2 separate regions of the Homo sapiens genome follow, and region 2 is linked to region 1. Evidence: read pairs that join two places in POLR2A ChIA-PET (ENCODE). Cell type or tissue: A673. All regions are shown on one strand. Each heading gives the region's core, and the rest is flanking DNA. Links, peaks and the distances in the headings are about the cores only.

Region 1 (8,067 bases), core at 1,985-5,984:
AGAAAGCAAAACTGCATAGAAGGGGGGAGGGGGTGGATGCTGTACACTCAGGAAATATCTGTACACTCAGAAATATCTATGATATTTTCTACTGAAGTTTGTACTAATTGATGCTTTTCTTATAAGCTATGTATATATGACACCAGCTGAAGAGTGCAGTTCCCTGTGGGAACATGGATTCCCTTGGTAGTTGACAATAGTATAGTCTTAGTAAATAATTAACCAGTTGTTAGTTAAGGAGCCATGGTCTAGCCCTAGATGCTTTAAGAATGTTCATGGAGTTAATGGCTGTCTGTCTTAGTTCTTTGTCGCTACAACAGAATACTGACACTAGGTAGTTTGTAAAGAAAAGAGGTTTATTTAGCTCACAGTTCCGCAGGCTGGCAAGTTCAAGGCGCATGGTGCCAGCATCTACTAAGCCTCTGGTGAGGGCTTCTGTGCTGCATCATGACACAGCAAAAGTTAAAAAGAAAGCAGACACATGTGAAGAGGCAAAACCTGAGGTGTGCCCTGGCTTTATAACAACCTGCTTTCAACATAGTCATTTATTGCTGTGAGAACTAATCCAGTATTGCCAGAGAGAGAATGGCATCAAACCATTTATAAAAGATCTGCCCCCATGACTCAAGCACCTCCCATTAGGTCCCACCTCCCTACACTGGGGGGTCAAACCTCAACATGAGTTTTGGTGGGGACAAAGGATATCCAAGCCACAGCACTATTTTAACAAGAGATCATTCTTCAGGACTTATTATCTGTTATTTTATGAATTTCTTAAATATTCAGGAACAAATGCTATGGTAGTATCTTTAGAAATAAAAACAGTATGTATACTCCATAGGCTATTTGAAAACACTGTTTGTTTTATTATAAATTAGTAATATTTAAAATGTAGATATCTTGTGTAAGTAAGTTAACTGTTACGCATGTTTTAAATGAATGAGGGATGACTGTTGTTTGCGCGAAGTTTCCCCAAGTTCCGCTACTTATCCCTTTCACCTTTGGGGTTCCCTTGCTCATAGAGCGGTATATACAGGGACTAAACCAATCAGGAAATGATGACTAGATTCATTTATTAATAACTGGGAGCAGTATTGTACTTCAGGGCAAGACTGCAGTAAAAATAGAATTGGCTAAGCAAGAGAAGAATCTGCTAAGTACTTGAACTCAGTATATTTAGGCTGCCGGGCTTCCTAACTTACCCAGGAGAGGACAGAGACGTGAGCAGAGGAGAATGTCTAGGTTTACACAGAAGGCTGAAAGTGAACCCACTGCCCACAGGAACACGACCTACTAGAAATAATCGGGTTGACTTCTTCCTTTAAGGTACAAGGACAGTGTGCATTAGATAAATGTGGCTTAATGAGGTTGATCCATTCCACAAATATTTACTGAGAATATTTTTAACCAGATACAAAGAAGAGTAAGACACTTGATCTCCTTTCTAAGATTTCATAAACCAGAAGCATCTTTCTCAAACTGTGTATTCCAAAAAACAGGTGATCTCTGCATAAGAGATTTGTGGTCCAGAAAAACTGAGAAATGTTGGGATATCAACATGAAATGGGTTGCCTTCGGCAGGATTTTTTAGAGCATTTAATGTGTGAATGATATTGTAATTCTCCAAGGGCAACAGAGTACATCATTTCCCAAAGTGAGAACAGGAATAAGGTTCCATTGGAACTCACTTTAAGAAACATTGCCCTCATCTACTCCTCTTCCCCTTTCTCCAGCCACACAGGTCTCTCTGCTGTTCTTTTTTTTTTTTTTTGAGACGGAGTCTCACTCTGTCGCCCAGGCTGGAGTGCAGTGGCGGGATCTCGGCTCACTGCAAGCTCCGCCTCCCGGGTTCACGCCATTCTCCTGCCTCAGCCTCCCAAGTAGCTGGGACTACAGGCGCCCGCCACGATGCCCGGCTAATTTTTTGTATTTTTAGTAGAGACGGGGTTTCACCGTTTTTAGCCGGGATGGTCTCGATCTCCTGACCTCGTGATCCGCCCGCCTCGGCCTCCCAAAGTGCTGGGATTACAGGCGTGAGCCACCCGGCCTCTGCTGTTCTTTATTCCAGGCTAGCAGCCCAGAGGCTTTGTCTTTGCTGTTCCTCCTGCTTGGAACACTTTTCCCCAGAAATGCATTTCCCTGAGCACTCTAGTGATTTTTTTTTTTTTTTTTTTTTTTGATACGGAGTTTCGCTCTGTCGCCCAGGCTGGAGTGCCGTGGCGTCATCTCGGCTCACTGCAAGCTCCGCCTCCCGGGTTCACGCCATTCTCCTGCCTCAGCCTTCCCAGTAGCTGGGACTACAGGCGCCCGCCACCACGCCCGGCTAATTTTTTGTATTTTTTTTTTAGTAGAGATGGGGTTTCACCGTGTTAGCCAGGATGGTCTCGATCTCGTAACCTCGTGATCCACCCGTCTCGGCCTCCCAAAGTGCTGGGATTTAGAGGCGTAAGCCACCGCACCCGGCCCACTCTGGTGATTTTATTGTTAAATTCTCCTCCAAAATTCTTGCTGTCTTTTCCCTACTTTCTTTTTCTTCATAGTAATTTTCATCCCCCAATGTGCCATATATTTTACTTATTTATTTTGTGTCTCATCTGAAAGTAAGCTCCTGAAGGCAGGAGTTTTGACTGCTGAATTCCAGTGGTGCTTAGCCCTGAATATATGACTGAAGGATTGGTGCAGAAGTGTCTTTAGTGACTAAGACAGATGTGCAATAACTTTGAAATTCTAAACAATGATAATATTGTTCTCATCTATGAGTATTTCACATTGTCCTTCCTCTCTGTGTTTGGAGATCTACTCCTTTAATGTTAATAATTTATGACTTAATTTTAAAAAGAAAAATTACTGTTTAATTCTAAAACTTACCTCACCAAGATTCTGCTTGTTGATAATAGAGAGGTTGGTGTAGATGAAAGGGAGTAGATCTGGCTTTAAAGTTACTTTGCAAAGCTATAAGGCTCTAGTTCAAAAAGAAAAGATACGTATAATGTATCCAGAGAAAAACCTAAGAAGAGCTTTTAGTTTTGATCTGTGGAAAAAAAAAAAAAACCTTTTATTTTAGATTCAGGGGTACACATGCAGGTTTGTTACATATGTTAATTGCATGTCACAGGGGTTTGGTGTGCAGATTATTTCATCATGCAGGTGATAAGCATGATTCCTGACAGGTAGTTTTCTGATCCTCACCCTCCTCTCAACCTCCACCCTGAAGTAGGCCCCAGTGGCTATTGTTCCCTACTTTGTGCCCATGTATACTCAATGTTTAGCTCCCACTTAAAAGTGAAAACAATGTGGTATTTGATTTTCTGTTCCCATGTTCGTTTGCTTAGGATAATGGCCTCCAGCTTCATCCATGGTTGCTGCAAAGAACATGATCTCATTCTTTTTCATGGCTGAGTAGTATTCCATGGTTTATATACACCACCTTTTCTATATTCAGTCTATTGTTGATGGGCATTTAGATTGATTCCATGTCTTTGCTATGATGAATAGTGCTGTGATGAACATACACGTGCATGTGTCTTTATGGTAGAATGATTTTATTTCTTTGGGTATATATTCAATAATGAGATTTCTCTGTTTTAAGTTCTTTGAGGAATAACCAAACTGCTTTCCACAGTGGCTGAACTAATTTACATTCCCACCAGCAGTGTATAAGCATTCCCTCTTCCCTGCAGCCTCACTAGGATCTGTTATTTTCTGGCTTTTTAATAATAGCCATTCTGACTGGTATAAGATGGTACCTCATTGTAGTTTGATTTGTATTTCTCTAATAATTAGTGATGTCGAGCATGTTTTCTTTTTCTTCTATTTATTTATATATTTTTGATACAGGAACTAGCTCTGCCACACAGGCTACAGTGCAGTGGCATGATTTTGGCTCACTGCAACCTCTGCTTCCTGGGCTCAGCTGATCATTCCACTTCAGCCTCCAGAGTAGCTAGGACTTACAGGCACTCACCACCATGCCCAGCTCACTTTTTTTTTTTTTTTTTTTTTTTTGACACCGAATCTCACTCCAGGCTGGAGTGCAGTGGCATGATCTCGGCTCACTGCAACTTCCGCCTCCTGGGTTCTAGCAATTCTCCTGCGTCAGCCTCCCGTGTAGCTGGGATTACAGGCGCATGCCGCCACGCCCGGCTAATTTTTTGTATTTTTAGTAGAGACGGGGTTTCACCGTGTTACCCAGGCTGGTCTCGAATCCCTGAGTTCAGGCAATATACCCGCCTCGGCCTCCCAAAGTGTTAGAATTACAGGCGTGAGTCACTGCGCCCGGCCCCCAGCTAATTTTTGTATTTTTTTGTAGAGATGGAGTTTCATCATGTTGCTCAGGCTGGTCATAAACTTCTGAGCTCAAGCGATCCATCCGCCTCAGCCTACCAAAGTGCTAGCATTATAGGCATGAGCCACCACGCCCAGCCACCTTTTTTCATATGCTTCTTGGCGTCATGCATGTCTTCTTTTGAAAGGTGTTCATATCTGTTCATGTCCTTTGCCCACATTTTAATGGGGTTGTTTGTTTTTTTGCTTGTTACTTTAAGTTTCTTATAGATTCTGGATATTAGACCTTTGTGGGATGCATAGTTTGAAAATATTTTCTCCCATTCTATAGGTTGTCTATTTACTATGTTGATAGTTTCTTTTGCTGTGCAGAAGCACTTTAATTAGGTCCCATTTGTCAGTTTTCACTTTTGTTGCAATTGCATTTGGCGTCTTTGACATGAAATGTTTGCCAAGACCTATGTCAAGAATGGTATTTCCTAGGCTATCTTCTAGGGTTTTTGTAGTTTTAGGTTTTACATGTAAATCTTTAAGCCATCTTGAGTTGGTGTTTGTATATAGTGTAAGGAAGGGGTCCAGTGTCAATCTTTTGCATGTGGTTAGCTAGTTATCCCAGCACCATTTACTGAATGAGGGCTTTCCTTTTTTTTGCTAATTGTTTGTTTTTGTCAGCTTTGTCAAAGATTAGATGTCTTAGGTGTGTGGCATTATTTCTGGCCTCTCTATTCTGTTTTATTGGTCTATGTATCTATTTTTCTACCAGTACCATGCTGTTTTGGTTACTGTAGCCTTGTAGTATAAAGTCATGTAATGTGATGCCTCCAGCTTTGTTCCTTTTGCTGAGGATTGCTTTGGCTATTCAGGCCCTTTTTTGGTTCCATATGAATTTTAGAATAATTTTTTTCTAATTCTGTGCAAAATGTTATTGGTAGTTTGATAGAAATAGCATAAATTGCTTTGAGAAGTATGGCCATTTTTACAATATTGACTTTTCCTATCCATGAGCATGGTATGTTTTTCCATTTGATTTCTTTCAGCAGTGGTTTGTAATTCTCATTGTAGATATCTTTCACTTCCCTGGTTAGCTGTATTCCTAGGTGTTTTATTCTTTTTGTGGCTCGTGTGAATGGGATTGCATTCTTGATTTGGCTATCAGCTTGGGCATTGTTGGTGTATAGAAATGCTACTGATTTTTGTATATTGATTTTGCATCCTGAAACTGCTGAAGTTGTTTATGAGATCTAGCAGATTTTGGGCAGAGACCATGTGAGGTTTTCTAGATATACAGTCATATCCATTTGCAAATGGAGACTTCTTTTCTTCCTATTTAGATACCTTTTACTTCTTTCTGTTGCCTGACTGCTCTGGCTAGGACTTCAAGTACTCTGTTGAATAGGAATGGTGAGAGTGGGCATCCTTGTCTTGTTCCAGTTCTCAAGGGGAATGCTTCCAGCTTTTGCCCATTCAGTATGATGCTGGGTGTGGGTTTGTCATAGACAGTTATTATTGTTTTGAGGTATGTTCCTTCAATGCCTAGCTTGTTGAGGGTTTTTAACGTGAAGGAATGTTGAATTTTATGGAAACATTTTTCTGCATCTGTTGAGATGATCATGTAGTTTTTGTTTTTAGTTTTCTTTACGTGATAAATCACATTTATTGATTTGCATATGTTGAACCAACCTTGCATACCAGGGATAAAACCTACTGGATTGTGGTGGATTAACTTTTTGTTGTGGTGTTAGATTTGGTTTGCTAGTATTTTGTTGAGGATTTTTGCATCTATGTTCATCAAGAACATTGACCCGAAATTTTCTTCTTTGTGTGTGTGTTTCTACCAGGTTTTGGTATTGGGATGATGTTGGCTTCATAGAATGCATAAGAGAGGAGTCCCTCTTCCTCAATGTTTTGGAATAGTTTCAGTAGGAATTGTACCAGCTCTTCTTCATATAGCTGGTAGAATTTGGCTGTGAATCTCCCTGGTCCTGGGCTTTTTCTGGTTGGTAGGGTAGGCTTTTTATTACTACCAACCAGAAATACAAGTTCTTGTCAGATCTTGTTATTGGTCTGTTCAGGGTTTCAGTTTCTTCCTGGTAAAATCTTGGGCGGTATATCTTTCCAGAAATTTATCGATTTCTTGTAGGTTTTTTAAGTTTCTTTTTTTTTTTTTCACATAGAAGTGTTTGTAACAGCCTTTGAGAACTTTCTGTATTTCTGTGGGGTCAGTGGTAATGTCCCCCTTGTCATTTCTCATTATGTTTGTTTGGATCTTCTTTTTTCTTTACTGGTCTAGCTAGCAGTCTATCAATCTTATGTATTCTTTCCAAGAACAAATTTCTACTTTCATTGATCTTTTGAATGTTTTTCACATCTCTATATTTCATTCAGTGTAGCTCTGTTTTTGGTTATGTCTTGTCTTCTGCTAGCTTTGGGGTTGGTTTGCTCTTGTTTTTCTAGTTCCTTTAGGTGGGATGTTAGATTGTTAATTTGAGATTTTTCCATGTTTTTAATGTGGGCCTTTAGTACTACAGACTTTTCTGTTAACACTGCTTTAGTCGTGTCCCTGAGATTCTGGTATTTGTTTTTATTAGTTTCAAAGAACTTATTGATTTCTGCTTTAATTTTCTTGTTTACCCAAAAGTAATTCAGGAGCAAGTTGTTTAATTTCAATGCAATTGTATGGTTTTGAGTTATTTTCTTAGTATTGATTCTGTTTTTATAGTGCTGTGGTCCAAGAGAGTGGTTGGTATGATTTTGGTTTTTTTGAAATTGTCAAGACTTGTTTTATGGGCTAATTGTGTGGTTGATTTGAGTATGTGCCATGTGCACATGAGTAGAAGATATAGTCTGTTGTTTTTTGGGTGGATAGTTCTGTAGATGTCTGTTAGGTTTATTTGGTCCAGTGTCAAGTTCAAGTCCTAAATATCTTTGTTAATTTTCTACCTTGATGATCTAATGCTGTCAGTGGGGTGTTGAAGTCTCCCACTATTATTGTGTAGTTATCTAAGTTTTTTCATAGATCTCTAAGAACATGATTTATACATCTGAATGCTCCTATGTTGGGTGCATATATATTTATAACAACCAGATAGTCACATTTTCTTGTTGAATTGAACACTGTAGCATTATGTAATGCCCTTCTTGGTCTTTTGTGATTGGTGTTGATTTAAAGCCTGTTTTTTCCAAAATTAGAATAGCAAACCCTGCTTTTATTGTTTTCTGTTTGCTTGGTAGATTTTTCTCCAACCCTTTACTTTGAGTCTATGGGTGTCACTGCATGTGAGATAGGTCTCTTGAAGACCACATGTAGTTAGGTCTTGCTTCTTTATCTAACTTGCCACTCTGTGACTTTTTATTTGGGCCTTTAGCCCCTTTACATCCAAGGTTGATACTGATATGTATAGATTTGATCCTGTCATCATGATGTTAGCTGGTTATTATGCAGACTTCACTGTGTAGTTGCTTTATAGTGTCAGTGGTCTATGTACTTAAGTATGTTTTTGTGGTGGCTGGTAATGGTCTTTTATTTCCATATTTAGCACTCCCTTAAGGACCTCTTGCAGGGCAGGTCTGGTGGTAACAAATTCCTGTAGCATTTGCTTGTCTGAAGAGGATCTTATTTTTCATTTGCTTATGAAACTTAGTTTGGCTGGACATAAAATTCTTGGTTGGAATTTCCTTTTTTTTTTTTTTTTTTTTTTAAGAATGCTGAATATAGGCCTCCTCTGCTGAAAGATCTGCTGTTAGCCTATTGGGGTTCTCTTTGTAGGTGATCAGCCTCTTCTT
Region 2 (8,067 bases), core at 1,849-5,848, 150 kb after region 1:
TGCATTCAAAAAGCCCATGGTATTTAAAAAAATCATTTTTTATGTTTCTTTCACTTTTAATTATGGAATATTAATCAGGTCTTTGGGAAGTTATAAAATGGTATAATAGAAAAAAAGAATATATTTTTCTGGCTTCCATAAATTTATTTACATTACTCTTTTTGTAAGAGGTAATTATTCTTATTTTGGTAGTTTAGTTACAAAGCATATATCTTTCCTAACATTAATGATCTTCATTGTCCTTCTACAGGATATTTCATATTCAACTATAGTCTGTTACAACCAAATTTTTAAAAATCACAAATTACGATTATTTAATATTCAATAGGCACCTGCAATGTTCTGACTACTGCATCTTCTCCATAGCAAGAAAGCCGGTGAGTTGTGTTAAATTACAACATCCCAGCTGCTACCAGCTGCCTGGATCTTATCCCTTAGCCTCTTACTAATCTTTACCCATTCACTAATTTCAACAGAGGGCTGGTCTTAAGTAGCACACTTGTATAAGAATATTATATTGTAGGACACTACAGAATACAACAAAGAGAGGAATGTAAACATCTTTCAAATGAGTGATTGTGTGGTATACCACGGTGTATTAGTCCGTTCTCACACTGCTATAAAGAAATACCTGGGGCTGGGTGCGGTGGCTCACGCCTGAGGTGGGTGGATCACGAGGTCAGGAGATCGAGACCATCCTGGCCAACATGGTGAAACCCTGTCTCTACTAAAATATAAAAAAATTAGTCGGGCGTGGTGGTGCGCGTCTGTAGTCCCAGCTACTCGGGAGGCTGAGGCAGGAGAATTGCTTGAACCCAGGAGGAGGAGGTTGTGGTGAGCTGAGATCACACCACTGCACTCTAGCCTAGCACCAGAGCAAGACTCTCTCAAAAAAAAAAAAGAAAAGAAAAAAAAAAAGAAATATCTGGGACTGGGTAATTTATAAAGGAAAGAGGTTTAATTGACTCACAGTTCCACATGGCTGAGGAGACCTCAGGAAACTTATAGTCATGGCAAAAGGCAAAGGGGATATAGGGCATGCCTTACATAGCAGCAGGAGAGAATGAGCACAGGGGAAACTGCTATTTTTAAAACCATCAGATGTCATGAGAACTCCCTCTCTATCATGAGGACAGCATGGAGGAAACTGCCCCCATAATCCAATCACCTCCCAACAGTTCCCTCCCTTGACACATGGGGATTACAGTCTGAGATGAGATTTGGGTGGGGACACAGAGCCAAACCATATCACATGGGGAAAGCAAAAGTGCTTATTTTCTTCCCTTCAACAAAGATTGCCCTCAGTGAAAATGAAAATCTTTCTTTACAATGATCAAACAATCCTTTGGTACCTGAAATAAGTCACAGTTAAGGCCCTATGTCCTTGGTGTGAAAGAACTGTTAAAATTCTTCTGAGTGACACTAGAGTAGAGGCACTAGAGTAGAGGCACCCTATGTGGGTCCAGAAGAGAGGTACTAACCAGAGAGGATGGGCTACCAAACCTGGAGGATTTGGGTCACATCTTGTAACTTACTTGTGCTTTTAGGGCCTGCTCAGACTCGATGACATGTATACCACTTCCATTTGATGATGGGGTGTTGCTGTGCATGCTGACGTTATGGCTTGATGAGTCAGATAACACTCAGTTCATGATAGACAGCTCAGGTCACATGGTAATTTCATGGCTTATGGTTAAGCATTCAGTCTCTACTAAGGCCTGGTAGCAGGCCACCTGTTGTTTCTCAAAAGAGAGTAGTTATCTGCAGAAGATGGCAATCTTCACTCCAAAATCCTAACAGCCAGTACTGTGATTCATCTACAGGGGCTGCTAAAAGCTCCAAACAGAATCCCTGTTTGCCACTGACAGCTCAAGTACCATTGGATCTGCTGGATCAAGTGGCAGGGCAGCTTGTACAGCAGCCTGGACCTGCTGCAGAGCCTTCTTTTGTTTTGGGCACCACTTTAAATGAGTAGCTTTTCAGGTCAGTACTCGGTAAGTAGCCCTAGTAACACACTCAAATAAGGAACACATTGCCTCCAAAATCCAAAGAAGCCCGCTAGGCATTGTGACTCTTTTTTGTTTTTGTTTTTGTTTTCGGTTATAGGAGGAGCCAGATTTAATAATTTATCCTCTACCTTAGAAGAGATACCTTGACATGCCCCATACTACTGGACCCCTAAAAATTTCCCTGAGGTAAAATGCCCTGAAGTTTTGTTAGATTTATTTTACACCTTCTGGCACATGAATAACGGATCAATAAGTCTAGAGCAGTTACTACTTCTCACTCACTATGTCCATCAACATAATGTCATCAATGTAATGGATGAGTGTGATATATTGTGGAAGGGAAAGGCAATAAAGATCCTTGCAAACTAAATTATGGCATAGGGCTGAAAAGGGCTGAGGGAGGATGGTGAAGTGTACTGCTGGCCTTGTAAGCTCAAACCAATAATTTTGGTGGGCCTTATGGACAGATATGGAGAAAAAGTGATTTTCCATATCAATAGCTACATACCAGGTACGAGGGGATGAGTCAATTTGTTCAAGTAATGAAACCACATCTGCAATGTGGTACAAAACTACAATTGAAGTCAACACTTTGTTAAGCTTACAATAATCCACTGTCATCCTCCAAGATCCTGCATGGGCCAAATATACACATTGAATTGGGGATGCAGAGGGAATCACCACCCCTGCATCCTTCAAGTCCTTGATGGTAGCACTAATTTCTGAAATCCCTCCAAGAATGCAGTATTGTTTTTGGCTATTTTTCTGGGTAGAGGCAGTTCTACTGGCTTTCACTTGGCCTTTTCCACTATAGTAGTTCTCACTCTACAGGTCAGGGAACAAATGTGAAGATTCTGTTAGTTGCTGAGTATATCTATTCCAATTATGCATTCCGGAATTGAGGAAATAACCACAGGGTGGATTCAGGGACCCAATAGGCCCACTGTGAGATTAACCTGAGTGAAAACTCCATTGATCACCTACCTGACCTCCATAAGCCCCTACTGTGACTGGTGAGCCATATTTTGGGTCTCCTGGAATTAGTGTCAGTTCAGAGCCAGTATCAAGTAATTTTCCAAAGCTCTGATTATTTCCTTTTCCTCAATTTACAGTTACCCTGGTTAAAGGTCAGTGGTTCCTTTGTGGAAGTCTGAGAGAAAGATTAATAGTATAAATTTTTGGTAGTGACCTGGATGCTTCTTCAAGGGGACTCAGACTCCCCTTCTTTCTAGGAGGCCCTGGGTTTGTAAACTGGCTCAACCCTGGGAATTGATTGAGGAGCTGTGGCTCTGTTTCTGTAATTCAGGTTAGAATTTTTTTCACATCAAGTAATAATTCACTAGAGTTTCTGTCTATTTCATTTCTAGGAAGTCTGTGATAAACCTGCCAATGTCATAGGTCTGCATGTATAGACTATCCTGATTGTTGCCTTGACTCTGTTGTCCATTACCTGGACATGTAACCATGTCCATCTTGCCTTTGGTGATTGAGTGCTGCCACTTGGCCCCTGCAACCCCAGGATCTAATTACTCCCATAGCACTTAGGTTTCCCAATCCAGTGGCTACAGTCCCCACTGTAAAGTCTGGCCTACAGAGAAGAGCGATCACAGGGCTCTTCAAGGATGTTGGACTCCTCTCACAAATTTATTTCTCACAGTTGTGGTGAAAAGTATGTCTTCTGGATTCTCCTAGTGTGGGTGCGTAAGTCTTTAATGACAAATTCACTCTAACATTCCAATCTCTCTAAGCTTTTAATCCCTTCCTCTGCATTACATGTCTGGCATTTCCAAATCAGTCATCTTTCGTTCCATGTTTTATACAACCAACTGACCAAACTGTTAGAGCCCCTTTTTAACTTTCTGTGCTGCAATATTATATGTAGAACGTCTGTATAGTGTGCTCATATCAATAAATTCAGCCTAATCCAACTTTATCTTCCTTCAACCATAATTCCACACTGTTAATATCCATTCTCACACATGTTCCTCTAATTTCTGTCTGTAAATATTAGAAAAATCAAATAGTTATTTTGAAGTCTACTGTGCTTTCTTATGGGTCATACTTTGTATCTCATCTTTAGAGACCTGCTGGCATTTGAGTCTAGTTGTAGGTCCAGAAGCAAATAAAAGTGATGTGGATGGGTCTTGAGGGGAATCAGCATTGTCTTACATGGCAACTGCCTCAGGGGAAGTCATACTGTTTTCTCAGGAAATGTACAGTTAATCCAATCTGCTTATACAGGAGATACCACTAGGGGTGGGGAGACTACTTTCTCTGGCAAAGAAGACTCATCAGAATTTAGGAGCTCAATGTCCCAAGCTTTACTGGGTTCTTCCTTCATGTCTCCATCCATACTTATAGAATCCCATACTTTTCCCAATCAGTGCTTTCACTTTAACAGTAGACAGCCTGTGAGGTTGGGAGTTCAACTTACATTGAAATTCAGGCAGTCACTGGATGAGATTTTGCATTTGACTTTCAGCAATCTCAACCCTGCAGCTACAGAAGATAAGGCTTTCCTCCAGGTCACCCATAGAAGCCTTTAGGTCATTCATACAGCACTTCAACTGGGAAATTGAATCCCTGAGCTCATCCCATCCTTTCATCACTTTGTCTAGTGACCTTAGGAGCAACCAAACAAGGTCATTATATTTGTTTATTTTCTAAAAATGTTCAAAAGTACCATACCCAGTTTCTTGTCTCTTATATCTCTTATAAGTAGTTTTTTGGGTATCCAATGCATATATTTTTTATGTCTCTATTATAATTCATGCCATGGACTATGAGTGCACTCTTTACTATTGGAAATAGAGTCATTAGTGTCTTTAAATCTAATCATATTAGAGAGCCAAACCCAAAACCAATTTAGGCAGCTCATTCTTAAAATTCTCTTTCTCTGGAATCATTCTTAGTACTAAAATCTACTCGGGGTTCTCCAGAGAAGCAGAGCCAATAGGATCTATCTATCTATCTATATATATATCTGTATAGATATATACGTCTATCAAGAGAGATATTTATTATAAGTTATTGGCTCATGTGATTATGGAGGTTGAGAAGTCCCACGATCTGCTGTCTGCAAGCTGGAGATTTAGGAAAGCAGTGGTGTACGAAGGCCTGAGAGCCAGAGAACCAATGATGTAGATTCCAGTCTGTGTCTAAAGGCTTGAGAACCAGGAACATGGATGGCAGGGGAAGATTGATGTCCTAGCTTGAGCAGTCAGGCTGAGAATAACTTCAACCTTTGTCTGTTGTTTTTTTGTCCTATTCAGGCCCTCAGTGGATTGGTTAATGCCTATCCACATTGAGGAAAGCCACATGTTTTACTCACTTCACCAATTCAAATACTAATCCCTTCTGGGAATGCATTCTCGAACACCCAGAAATAATGTTTAACCAGACATCTGGGCATCTTGTGGGCCAGTCAAGTTGACACATAAAATTAACATCATACTGCATGAATAGAAATGCAAGTGCCTACTTTTTCTGCTCAAGTTAGGGATATGTTATGCAGTCAATTTTAGCACAGTTGAGGAGTCACAATGCTATGGCAACAGCTTGACCGGGGTCCAACTCTTGGCTTTAACTGCATGACTTAGGGCAATTTCTGAAACTACCAGCTTACTTTCTATGACATATTGTTATCAACTTCATATCTGAGGCTTGAATTAGTTGATGTAGGTAGGACATTTAACACAGTTCCAGGCACATAGATAGAGTTCAAGCAAATACTGGCTTCGTTATTAAGAGAAGGCTACTCTGGGAACTTTCTCCTGAAGACTTGGTGTAGTAGCCAGAATTACATCTCTCCATCTCCTGAAAAAAATCCACATCCTAATCCCCAGAGCCTGTGATTTTGTCAACTTACATGACAAAAGAGAATTTGGATTTTTAATTAAGAACAAATATCTTAAGATGAGAAGAGTAGAGTATCCTGTGTTATTCATGTGGGTCCAATTTAAATATAAGTCCTTAAAAATGAAGAAACATTCCTGGCTGGGTCAGAGGGAGATGTGACCATGTAAGAAAAATGAGAAAGGTGTTTCATATTCCCAGTTTTGAAGATGGAGAAAGATGGCCACAAGCCAAGGAATGTGGACAGGCTCTAGAAGCTGGAAAAGGGAAGGGGACCTATTTTCTTCTAGACCTTCCAAAAAGGAATGCAGTCACTGACAAATCTTTAGCCAAGTGAGACTCATGTTAGACTTCTGACCTACCTCAGTAGAGAGGTTGTGGAGTGGGGAGTCTGAACAGTACCATACCGAGTTGAAGGTCCTTAGGAGGGCTCCTGGCCTCCTCAAAACTAGCTGTTTTGAGTGAAGAGGCTAAATTGACATCTGATGGTATTTTCAGTTTCTGTTCATGAAGTAGGAAGATTCCCAGCTTGAGCTCAAGCAATTTCCAAGACTAAGTTTCAAACACATCTATGCATGTCTAAAAACTGGTGGGTTTAACATGGAGGAGATTCAATGTGTGAGAAGAAAGGCAATCAGTGAGGTCAGCCCAGTAAGAAGCCTTGGAATTCAGATGGGGGGCAGGACTCTGAGCGCAGTAGAGTCTACTTCCCAGAATTATCTGAATTCTATAGCCAGCAGGGGGCTAAATGTAAAACCAAGGAAGTATTTGTTTTTAGCATCAGCAGATTATAAACTAGACTGGGCAGACAGACTATTCTCCCAGGGCCTCCCAGGTGCCTTTGAAGCTGGACACCATCAGGCCCTCCAGGGTCTGGGCAGTGGCAGTGCCTGCTGAGCAACTTCCAGTACAGTAGAACCAAGAGACTCATGGACAAAATGGTGTTCAGATGAGGAAGGCAGAGGAGCAGAGGTGTGAAAAACACGGGTGACATACATTAGGTGAAAGGACGTGGCTCTGCCCTTACCTAAGACCTTCTACAGAATCTTTTGAAAATAATTAAGGGCTGGGCACAGTGGCTCACACCTGTGATCCCAGCACGTTGGAAGGCCAAGGCAGGAGGCTCACTTGAGACTAGGAGTTTGAGACCACCTGGGAGACAGAGTGAGACTTCATCTCTACAAAAAATTAGCTGGTCATTGTGGTGTGTGTCTGTAGTCCTAGCTGCTCAAGAGGTTAAGGTGGGAGAATTGCTGGAGTCCAGGAGTTCGAGGCTGCAAAGAGTTATAATCTATGATTGTGCCAGTGCACTCCATCTTGGACAACAGAGGGAGACCCTGTCTCAATAAACAAAGAAACAAACAAATAAAGGGGGAATTTTGGAGAGTGAGAGGGATCATTGAAGACAGAAGTTCTGCAACTTAAAAACAGTTCACATATGAACCATCTTTAGATGTAATGTTGATTTAAAAATTGATTAGATCTTCTTCCAGGACATCATGTTGAGTGACTGCAACTGGAGAACAGCGAGCTGTGCAGGATGGAGCTGTTGGGGCAGGTTAATGACAAAGGAAGTAGGTTATACCCGAACAGCAGCTTGAACACTCACCCCAGGGTTTAACTGACAAGTTTCATGAGCAACCTAGCAGTGCTCTATTGCTTCATTAAGCAGGCCAGTGAAACTCTCATATTATCAGAATATTATCAGGATTCCCTTAACAGGTACTGAAGAAGTAATTTTCTAGGAAAGAAAATTCTAATGGATGAATAAAAAATCAACCAAACAAATACACATCACCCCTGGACAAATGCCTACTTATCCTTTAGACTTAATGTAATGCAGCTTCCTACAGGTAGTAATTTTTACTGCCTTATGATGACCAAAGAAGTAATTATAAGAAACCAGGCATCTTCAACAGTCCCACTGGTACACTAATGGATTGCCACATAGGTTGTTTACAGACAAATCATTGCAGAGAGAGAATAGATTAAGAAAGAACATTCTAAGAAGACCAGATTTAATCTTGGTTGACAGAGACATTCTTATCTATGACTGGCTAATTAGAGTACATTCAAAATATTAATGTAGCATATACACCTAGGGCATAAAAAATTTTCCAGAAAACTGTCTGGACACACACCAACATATTTTTTTAATTAATTTTTAATTTTTGTGGGTATACAGTAGATGTATATATTTATG

The links. Peaks named below come from ENCODE experiments on the same cell type or tissue, not always from the same donor. Only the 100,000 strongest peaks of a DNase experiment are listed, where the experiment ranks them.
Region 2: POLR2A ChIA-PET joins it to region 1 with 5 read pairs; 2 of 35 experiments call an interaction of 5 or more read pairs at or near these places.

What each region holds. Positions count from the first base shown.
Region 1 is chr6:96,845,151-96,853,217 of GRCh38, reverse strand. No RefSeq gene overlaps it. Among named protein-coding and RNA genes, the nearest start is that of GPR63, 12 kb to the right of the region's middle. In A673, for the core only: no CTCF peak of the experiment used is centred there; no DNase peak of the experiment used is centred there.
Region 2 is chr6:96,698,507-96,706,573 of GRCh38, reverse strand. No RefSeq gene overlaps it. Among named protein-coding and RNA genes, the nearest start is that of GPR63, 130 kb to the left of the region's middle. In A673, for the core only: a CTCF peak has its summit at 4,246; DNase peaks (open chromatin) are centred at 3,733 and 4,253; H3K27ac peaks cover 2,120 bases.